Linked DNA regions of Homo sapiens: region 2 is linked to region 1. A link is a contact called in ENCODE Hi-C or POLR2A ChIA-PET data. All regions are on one chromosome and are shown on one strand. The core of a region is the stretch at or near the end of the contact, and the rest is flanking DNA. Distances in the headings are between cores, read along the strand shown. Region 1 holds the start of LINC02967 (long intergenic non-protein coding RNA 2967). Region 2 overlaps SYNDIG1 (synapse differentiation inducing 1).

Region 1 (5,173 bases), core at 907-3,406:
GGGAGGGCACCACTGGGATCACTGGTGCCATCTCCTGCAATGGATCTTCTGATGTTGGGTTGAACAGAACTTCGGGAGTTGATTTCCCTTGGCAGGTGGAGCGGGATCCTTCCTTGGCTATCTGTCCCTTTGCTACTAGCACTGCTGCTGCCTGCCCTTTTAGCCACTGTGGGGGGTCTAGCACCAGCTGTAACCAAGTGTCTATGTACGGGAACTGGTCTGAGTGTCCTGACTTACCAGTTACCATGTGCCATACCTTAGAAACAAGGGATCTGTCCAGGCTTCCTTCTGATGGCCAACCTACTTCTAATGTTGGCCAATCTATTTCACACAAAGTTCTAAGTTTCTCTGATGTCATAGTAACCCCATAGTGTCCATTAAATCCCTTCTTAAAATTTTTCAACATAGTTCCTAGTGGAGTGAGCTTACTTTGTGTCTGACCCATGTTTCCTCGAGACAAAACACCAAGCTCATACCACGCACACCACAGAACAAAGAACGGGTTAAAAGGGCACAAACACACTTTTTCAGTTTACACCAAACAGAATCAAAACCAAAATCAGAGCATCCAGAAATCCAAGCCAGGTCAAAACCAAAACCAAAGTATCAAGCAATTCAAGTCAAGTCAAAAACAAAAACCAAAATGCCAGTACAGGCACACCATGGGTGATCAGGCCACGCTTCCACTCAAATGGAGTGGGGCAAGTTCCAAAGACCAGTCTTACCAAGTTTCAGATGTCCAGACTTAAAGTGCCAGTTCCTTCCTGGTGTTCAGCCACTGCGTTGATCCTCCATGGGGGCCTGCCATACACTGCTCTGATGAGGCGTTCCACAGGGGCAAGTGCCTACCCGGGAACGCTCTCAGGATCCACGTCGCTCGAGCTGGCCGGAGTCCCCCGCAGGGATGCTCCACAGGGCAGGCCTAAGCTGCCTAAGGGGCTGACTCGACCATCCAGTAATCACCTCGCTTCCCGGTCAGGGAACCAAGAAATGTAGCAGGATGAGCCGCAGACAAAACTCCTCAGACCCGGATTAAAGAAGGAAGAGAAGGAAGAGGTTTTTATTCGGCTGGTAGCATCGGCAGACTCAAGTCTTAAGAGCTGAGCTCCCCGAAAAAGAAATTCCTAGCCCTTTTAAGGGCTTACAACTCTAAGGGGTCCACGTGAAAGGGTCATGATAGATCAAGTAAGTGTGAGGAACGTGACTAGGGGCTACATACATCAGCTAACAGAACAAAAAGTTTTGCAGTGCTTTCTCATACAATGTCTGGAATTTACAGATAACACCAGTAGTTTTGGTCAGGGGTTAATATTATTATTATTGTTTTAACCACCAGGGCCAGGTGGCGGCGCCAAGGTCGTCTAGCTATTTATCTTACTTCTGTTTCTTTCCAACTTTTTGCTTTCTCCCTTTTCTACTGTCTTATAAACTAGGGAAAAGGGGAGGTGGGGAAGCTGGGAAGGACAACAGGAGAAGTGGTGGTCTCATTCCATAAGAACACTTAAGATCCTATGTAGCAATGTTCAAGCAGGTGTACACTGTCACTAACTAGAGTCACCACGTTGTACAACAGATCTCTTGAACCAGCTGTGTCTTCATTGAATCCTATCATTTTACAGACAAGGAAACGGGCATGCAGAGAGCAAGAAGTTGCCAGAAGTTACGCAAGGCTGGGGATCAGGCCCCGGCAGCATGGTCCTGGCTCCTGGGTCCTCAAGGCTGTCCGCCTTGTGGGCAAGGACCACTCAGGCCCCTGCTGGGCCCAGGCCTGGGATTGAGTGACCCGTGAACTCTGCCTGCAGACGCCAACTTGCCAGTGGGGTGGGGGTGGCCTCTGGCTGTGGCCTGCGTGTGCCAGGAGACAGAAGGGCATCGCTGATCCAGGAGTGTGCACAAAGTGTGCAGGGCAGGAGTGAGGTGGTCTCAGGAGTCTCATGTGTGCATGAGAGAGACTTTTTCTGTGCAAAAACAATGTATGAAAGAAACACAAAACCTCCTGGGGCAGATTTCCAGAGAAAGAGAGGAGTCAGGGGGAGGTGGCGTTCACTACCTTTCTGTTCTGTTTGCACTCGACTTCTAAAAGTCAGTGGTGGTTTTCTTGCTGCTGGGCTGGAAGATCTTTTTCGGTCTGTGTTTCTCCATGAAGAATGCAATTCAATTTCTCCAGACTGTTGCGAGCCGAAGGAGAGCGTCGGCCACAGGGTGGCGCTGTGATCCCAGCCATGAGCACGGCCCGGCCTGAGCGCATTTTCCAGCTTTCCGTAGGCCCCGGCTGGCTTCCCTCTTCAGCTGTGAGACCTTGGCAGCGCCCCCGCCCCCCTCCCCTGTGCCGGGACCTGCCCCAGTCCCTAGCCTGCTCCGCAGCGGCGGTGGGGACCTCAGTCGCCCTGAGCCCTTTCCGGGAAAATGCAATTTGGGGCATGAGACAGGGCCTCTAAACCGCAAGGCCTTCTGCGATTTCAGTTATGAGTCCGTGGGGAAAATCCTGCAAATAAATCTCCCAGGCTTGGCAGGCCCCTCACCCACCCACCGGGCCTCTGGCGTGGAGAATCTCGGCGTTTGGGGGTTGGAGGGTTCCACTTAACTTAGCTGCACGGGTCACTGCAAAGCTTAGTCCTGGAGCCACCATCCCTTCCATCATTCTCAGACCTTCTGAGGCCAGGGATCGGGACCACGTGGTGGGGGCCTGTGGCCACCAGGTCTGGGATGCTAGCTGGGGGATCCGAGGGTGGGGCCTGGCATCATGGAAGGCTCTTCCTTCACATATCTGGAGTGGCGCTGGCTGCTGGCTGGATCTCGGTGGGCTGGGGTGGGAACGCCTCCACGTGGCCTGCCTGGTGGCCACCTGGGCTTCCTCACAGCCTGGTGGCCGGGCTCTGAGCATGAGAGTTCCCTGGAGCAGCAAGTGGAAGTCATCCTTTTTTATGACTTAGCCTCGAAAGTCACCTAGTATCACTTTTGCCAGAATTGCAGACCCGCTCAGATTCAAGAGATGGGAAACCAAGCAGACCCCACCTCTTGGTGGGACAGTGTCAGGTCCTATCACCAGAAAGCAGATGGGAGGGACGTACTGGTGTGGCACCTTTGGAACGTCATCTGCTCAAGTGTGTCCAGAGAGAATTAAAGTCTAAGCCTCCCAGGAGGGCTCTCGGTTCTTCGGAGAAATGCCATTTCCAGCCTCTCTAGCCCTCACCATTCCCCACTTGCTGGCCACTGGCAACTCTCACCCCTGATACTGACCCAGCCACAGAGCTGCTGCTCACCTGTGTCAGCTGCAGCTCCTCCATGCTGAAAAACAAAGCCAACCAAAACTGGAGAACCCAACTGGAATGGTTTTAAACAGTAAAGGGATTTCTGAAACTCCTACCTGGAGAATCTAGCAGTAAGTGAGCTTCATGAACCTGCGCAGGGGCCGCCTGCTTCCCGCAATGCTGGGCACAGCTGGGGCAGTGGAGACTGTGGTCCTGCAGTGCCCGGTGCAGGAGGGGCCGGCCCATTCCAGCTCATGCAGCGATTCTTCTTGGCCCACTTTGGTTCAGTTGCTTTAGAGGTGGGCAGGGATGGAAGGTGGCTCAGTCAGCGTCTTGTGAAAGACTTATGTTCTATCATTGTGGGAGAAAAGTATCTACCCCTCTCTCTGTCCCACTTTCCCTCCCATGGATATGTATGAAGCTGTGTGTAGCCCCTAAGCTGCTGACAGCCTTTTTGGTACACAGGGGCAGCCAGGCTCAGGAGAAGCTGGAAGGGGGAGAATTGTAGAGACTCAGTCATGACAAACCCCTAGATCGAGCCCACCCTGAAACTCACTTACCACTAGATTTTCCAGGTAGGAGTTCCCATAAATCCCCTTACTGTTTAAGATGATTCCAGTTGAGTTTTCCGGTTTTGCTTTCAGCATGGAGGGACTGTAACTGACACAGATGAGAAGCAGCTCTGTGGCTGGGTCAGTATCAGGGGTGCAAGTTGCCAGTGGCCAGATCATCAGGAACGGGGGAGGGTTGGAGAGCCTGGAAATGATATTTACTGGAAGAACTGAGAGCCTTTCCCAGGTGATGGAAGACAGGATTGAAGGTTAGAGCTGATGACAGGGGTTATGCATGGTCAGTTCTGAGCAGGCAAAGGTGGGGTTGGTCCTTGGAGGCAGATGAACCTGCCTTGCTGTGCCCAGCACTGTGGTGTTCACCCAGGGATGACTTTCAGGTCTTGTGTGGCTTCCCTGCTACCTACAGTGGCCAGTAGAAAGACTAAGTTTGAATTTCAGATAAACAACACAAAAATATTTAGCATAAATATGTCCTATATATTGCATAGGATGCGCTTATACTAAAAATCATTCATGATCTGAAATTCAAATTTAACTGAGCATCCTGTGTCTTTATCTGTGAAATCTGTCAGCCTACCTTTCGGTAGCCTGGAGAACTTTATAGAAGGTTGAAGTGGCTGGCTCTTTATGTGGGCTTCTGTCTTGTGGAGTTGGGGAGCTCACAGCTTGGAGCCCTGGGGGGCCAGCCTGACCACCATGGCCAGCCTGTGGGTTCGGGCTTGGTCACCAGCAAGGGAAGCACCTGGTATCGGCAGGACAGCACTCCTATTGCCCTTTGCGCCTTGGCCCCTCATGGCTTGCACGCACGAAGCGCTCTCAGGGGCCCTGATGTCACACTCAGCAGTGTGGGGTCTGCATTCTGGCCCTGGCCAGTGGGCTCATTGGAGAGTTTATCAGGGCTGGCTGCTGGCATTAAGCTCCTACTGGGGGTTTTGAAGGCTGCAGTGGTTTCTCCCTTGAACTCCAGGTGGGAGTCGGGAGATAGCAGATCTGTCTGCAGAGCTCTCGGTGCCTGCCTAAGTGTTGACTGAGGCCCAGGCTGGATCCAAAAGGCTCACCCCTGGAGGGGAGGACAGACATCGCTTAGACAGGGATGAACCTGTCTGCAGAATCTGCAGGGAGCTGGGGATGGAGTTGCTCACTTGACCTGAGGCTGCTTGGTGGACTCGGTGCACCACTCAGGCCCCACAGCAGGACTCAGATGCTCACCCCCCAGCTGCCTCTCTGGAGTTGCCCTTGGCAGAAAAGAGCCACTTACCACAAAGTCACGCCCTTTGTAAGGGCTGCTGTGGCTCATGGCAGGACATCTGTGCAGGCCCATCGCAGCCCGGGTTCCCACCACCCGCGTCT
Region 2 (5,173 bases), core at 1,144-3,643, 280 kb after region 1:
TGAAGGGAAGGAATCGTAAATTACCATGTGGCTTGTAATTACCATATGAGACACACCACAGAGTGCTGGGTTTCTTGCTCGCTGTTCACTCCTCTGTTCACTATGTATTTGGCATCTATGCTGCATGTAGTTCCATGTGGGATTCTGTAGGAGCTGTACCAAGACCCCTCTTCCCAGCCAATGTACCCTCCTCAGCTGCTGGAAGGGTGGGCTGCTGAGGCTGCAGCAGCCTGCCCTCCCCGGGCCCTGCCCGTGGCTGCAGGGAACTGCCTTGCAGGATCCCCCACAGGGAAAAGGTCAAGCAATGACTTCCCATGTGCAGGGGAAAATTCTCAGGAGCCTCTTGGATGGTATGCAAGGCCTCAATTGCAACTTGTGATTTCCTACTGCGCCCCAGGCAGAACCTAGGTCTGTTGACATGATCAATATAGATTTTATCTTATAATAATGATATAGCAGTTAAAAAGAAATTATTTAGGCAGATAGCGAGGGTAAGAGAGTCCTTGGTAAGATTTTCCTTTTAATGAAAAGCAGCCCCCAAATCACTTCTTTTCTAACAAAGAGCAGCCTGTAAAATTGAGCTGCAGACATAGATAAGCTGGAAGCTTGCATGGGTGAATGCCAGCAGCTGTGCCAATAGGAAAAGGCTACATGGTGGCCAGGCAGGTTCAACATGGCACTCCATCATCTCCTTTCCTTGTCAACCACGTGCACAGTAAGGAGCAGACAACATGGCACTGGCCAGGTAGAGACCCCATCTGCATAGTAAAACATTAGGGAGAGGTGGCCAGCTTCTTTGTGTGCTATGTAAATGGCACACCTGGTCCAACCAATCTTTGGGCCCTATGTAAATCAGACACTGCCTCCTCAAGCCAGTCTATAAAACCCCATGTACTTTGCCATGGACTAGAAGACCCACTCAGGTGCCCCTCTCTCTCTGCAGGAGAGAGAGCTGTTCTCTTTTCTCTTTCTTTTGCCTATTAAACCTCCACTCTTAAATACACTTCTTGTATGTCCATTTCCTCTATTCCCTTGGCACGAGACAATGAACCTTGGGTATTTACCCCAAACAATGACGCAGCTTCAATAATAGATGAAAATCACTTCCAACTTATGCATGATGAAAAGAAGTTAAGCTTTCTCATGAAAATTGAAGTACCCTATTTGCAGCCCAGTCTCATATACCGGCAAATATGGATATAAACTTTCACCAAAAACTACATTTGATTGGAACATTGTTCATAGAGCCCCCCCAAAGTCCAGACAACAGTGAACAAGCAGTGTTGGAAAGACAGCTGGGTCAACGACAGTCATTGTTATGCAGGTATTTCATGAATGCTAAAGACAATAACTACAAAATTTCCAGAATATTGGAAAGTATTGTCAGTGAAAACATTGAGATACAGAAAGTGTGTTTACTCTCATGAGAATAAACTGGTGAGAGGGTCCCCACAGTGGTAGATGGCATGGTGACCGGGTGCTAGATGTGTGTGCATATGCAAATGGCTGAGTGTGGAGGAAACTGGAAGGGCAGTCGAGGTGGTTAACATAGGTTAACTGTGTGGCCGTGAGATCCACCCTCAACACAGAAGGGGAGAAAAGGGTGCTCTGAAAAACAAGAGGCATGTGTGAATAACTGCACTGTTACAAAACTACGTGTTTTGTGATGTGAATGTAATTGTAAAAAAAGCTTATAAAAAGGTACTCCTTTAGTCGGCCTCCTCATCAAGAAAAGTCTCCAGTTTAGAAACTTAAGTATTTAATAAGAAAGATGAGAACTGGAGGCAAGACCCAACCAGCACAGAGACCCTTGGTGTCCGCTGGGATAAGGTGCAATGTCCCTGAATCTGCAGTGAGCTTTTATCATAGCAATAGGTTCTCTTCTTTAGAATCACGGGCGGGAAATTATGCAAGATGACCAGGAATGAAGAGCGCGTTCGGAAAGGCAGAAAGTTATAAAATCTGTGAATGATAAGAGGAAGCTGCTTTGGTCAGAGGTTCTGTGAAGCATGAGGAGATAGGTGTAGAAATAAAAAGTTAGCAGTGGATTTTGTGACAGGACGATGGGGCTCTTCACTGCATGGTTTCTCCTCCTCTGCACACCCAATTCTTCGTGTGTTCATGAGTCACCACCGTGAAGCCAGCACCTGGGCCCACGGCCCAGCAGGAGACAAGTGAGGTCTTCACTGCCTTTCCTTCCCAAGTCTTGGAGGCTTCCCGCTGGCAGGGTGAGGAGTGGGCAGAAGCCCGTGCTGTCCCCAGCTGCGCCCCCTCAGAACAGGCAAGGAAAGCTGCTGAGTCACACTGCCAGGCTGCTCCTGGGGCTGCCGTGTGGGAGCTGCAGGATCCGATGATGCCTGGGAGACACTAGTGCAGGCTCTGTCTTCTGCTGAGTCACTGTGAGACACCGCACAACCAATGCTCAGCAGCTGTAAAGAACTGGACTGTAGTGCCCTGGAAGCTTCCCTCCAGCAACCACTGAAGATACTCCAGGACTCCTTTCTACAGCAAGAGGCACCACTGACAGCCAAGTCTGGCAGGAGGACATGTTTGCAGTAAAGCTCATGAACAGCAGACTAAAAACTGTGTCAGAAAAATAAGGTCTACAAATTAATAAAATGTGAACACCCAATACAAAATGGTAAATGTAGAACTAGAAATTTATACGGGAAATAAAAGCAGGAAAAAAAATAACACACATAAAGATGTTCAGCTTTATAGTAACCAATGAAACACAAACTGAAACTGACAATATCTTTTATTTTATCTATCAGATTGTTGAAAATGGAACACTGAGCTCAGGTGGGAAAGACAGGCATTCACATTTTGTTAATAGGAATGAAAACTGGTACGGACTTCTGGAGGAGAAGTTACAGTATGTAGCTAAATTTACATGTGAATAACCTTTGACTTGGTGGAATTTCACTTGTGGATATCCTATATTTGCAAAAGGAGAAGTTGAAAACAATTGATATGTCCATTTTTAGGGAAAACATTACTGTAATGAAATTATTGCAATTCATACATCAAAATGCTACAAAATCATTAAAAATGTCAATGCTGGTGTTTATATGCAGATACCAGAAGTATTTACATTATGTGAAAAAGCAAGCTGCATTGCACTTTGATGGTCTTCTACGTGTAAATCAAAACTGCCCACACACACATTGATAAAGGCACAGAAAGACGGGGTCCCCCTGGAGGAGGGGCTTTGAGAAAGGGGCATGGAGGAGAGGTTCAGTTTTCATGCTTTCTTTCTCCATTCTCTTCCTCCTCCTTCTGTTTTCCAAGTTGAGTACACTATATTTGAAAAGACAATGAATAAACAAATCCAGACATGTGTCTATGTGCTCTGCTGATAACGAAGGGAACCCCAGGCAGAGTTTGGCGGATGCAGGTGACCTGGGAGGGCAGGAGTGAAAAGGTGAGAGCGGCTGGTGCGGGTGTCACGTGCTGTGCCCACACCCCAACAACCCTGAACCACGGCCTCCCCTAGGTGCTGGGGCTCCTAACCAAGAGCCTGGTCCATTAGGACAGGCTGACTTCAGCATGTGTTACCTCAGGAGTCTCCACAGCAACCTCAGAGGGCATTCACACCCAGACTGCCAGCCCCGTCCCCAGAGCTTCCGAGTCAGCAGGTCTTGGGAGCTGACGAGACTTCACGATCCTAAAACGTTCCCAGATGACCCTGATGCTGCTGGTCCAGGGAACCAGCCCTTGCGAACTGGAAAAAAGGATGGAGGAATTGAATGCTGCCATTTCTTCCAGGGTGATCAACTAGAATCAAAAGGGGACCAACTTAGAGGGTTTCAACAAGGTTCTTTGGAACATTCCCCCCCGTGAACGTTACCAGTTAATATTGATCCATGTTTATTTCTGAGCCTCCCCTACACCTGCTCCCGTGCTGGGTGCTGGGACTCTGCCAGGCACGGATAAACCAGGAGGGGCACAGCAGGGGCATCACGCACTCCACTGTGGGCCTTCGGGCTGGGTGGTGTCAGGGAGGAAGGCACGTGCCAGAGAGGTGGGCAGTGGTGGCTCTGCAGCCAGCGAGGGCTCAGATCCTACGTCTGTACTCAGGACAGTAACATGTGCCTGAATGATTGCGGCCAGGACATTCTGGGTCTGGAGGCACTCTGACCAGAGGGACAGTTTCCAGGCATGCTTCCTCACTAAGTGTTTAGCATGGCAGTAAGCTTGCTGCAGCAAGCCACGTCATGTTCAGATTCGACACGGTCTGCCCATCGCCTCTGATTTTCCTCGGGGGAGGAGGTCTAGAACAGAGCACAAAGAACCACTGGAAACTATGGGAAAGGTTATTCTGTGATATGAAAGCCTGTGGTAACTTTATTGACCAAAACGAAAAAAAAAAAAAAACAAACTTCACATAATCTATGGCAGTACCCTCCAGAGCCTTCATAAAATAAGTTCATTTCAAGTTCTGTTTCAGCTTCTCGCGAATTTATTCCAGAAGGGAGGAAAACAGCTTGTCATCCCTGTGTCTGGAAGCCCCGATGGCCTTCCCTTGTTTCCTTGTAAAGCCACAATTATTTACAGGTCTCTTTATCCCTCCAGCTGGCACTAAATACTTGAAGGGAAGCAAGGCTTCCTGCTGTTTCCCCGCTCACGACAGCAGGGCCACGTTATCATCTTGTTACCTGGACTCTTGACAAAGAACAAGAAAAGGGACCCCTATGGTCCTGGGACCAGGGGTCTTGAAAAACTCTCATTGAAATGAGGCAGCCTGCTTTTTTTCACTGGTGTTATTATTAAATTAGGTGTGAACTCTGGCCAGATGTGGTGGCTCATGCCTGTAATCCCAGCACTTTGGGAGGCCGAGGCAGGCTGATCACCTAAGGTCAGGAGTTTGAGACCAGCCTGGCCAACGTGGTGAAACCCCATCTCTACTGAAAATACAAAATTCAGCCAGGCATGGTGGCATGTGCCTGTAATCCCAGCTACTCAGGAGGCTGAGGCACAAGAATCACTTGAACCTGAGGGGCAGAGTTTGCAGTGAGTTGTGATCGCACCACTGCACTCCAGCCTGGAGCGAGACTGTTTCAAATAAAATAATAAAATAAAATAAAATAAAAAGTAAATTACGTGTGAAATCTACGCAGCAGGGAATTCACAGAACTAGAAAGATAGGCTGACTTCCAAACTCCTCCCTGCC

Evidence for each region. Hi-C counts contacts between places; a loop is a spot of excess contacts on that map. ChIA-PET counts read pairs that join two places held with the same protein, here RNA polymerase II (POLR2A). Pooled maps may share reads with other maps.
Region 2: a map of dorsolateral prefrontal cortex shows a loop between it and region 1 (2.5-fold over the local background). The contact joins the enhancer-like site here to the promoter of LINC02967 in region 1. A Hi-C loop is called at or near these places in 1 of 168 maps with a recorded cell type or tissue (dorsolateral prefrontal cortex), 4 of 37 single-sample maps with no recorded cell type and 3 of 50 pooled maps. POLR2A ChIA-PET finds 5 or more read pairs at or near these places in 1 of 52 experiments (HCT116).

Annotation. Positions count from the first base shown.
Region 1 is chr20:24,915,547-24,920,719 of GRCh38, reverse strand. LINC02967 (long intergenic non-protein coding RNA 2967) reads right to left here and starts at 2,156. Exons shown (of 3, transcript XR_001754563.2): 1 at 726-2,156. RefSeq lists enhancers at 1,586-2,219, 2,486-2,555 and a silencer at 2,276-2,335.
Region 2 is chr20:24,632,156-24,637,328 of GRCh38, reverse strand. All of the region lies in intron 3 of SYNDIG1 (synapse differentiation inducing 1), which reads right to left. Among named protein-coding and RNA genes, the nearest start is that of SYNDIG1, 170 kb to the right of the region's middle. RefSeq lists enhancers at 1,957-2,795, 1,677-2,876, 2,960-3,612. Within about 2 kb of position 2,393, at least 5 of the 41 ENCODE cell types and tissues checked have a DNase peak (open chromatin) inside an H3K27ac peak, as active enhancers do; they include HCT116 and dorsolateral prefrontal cortex, where a contact is called at or near this core.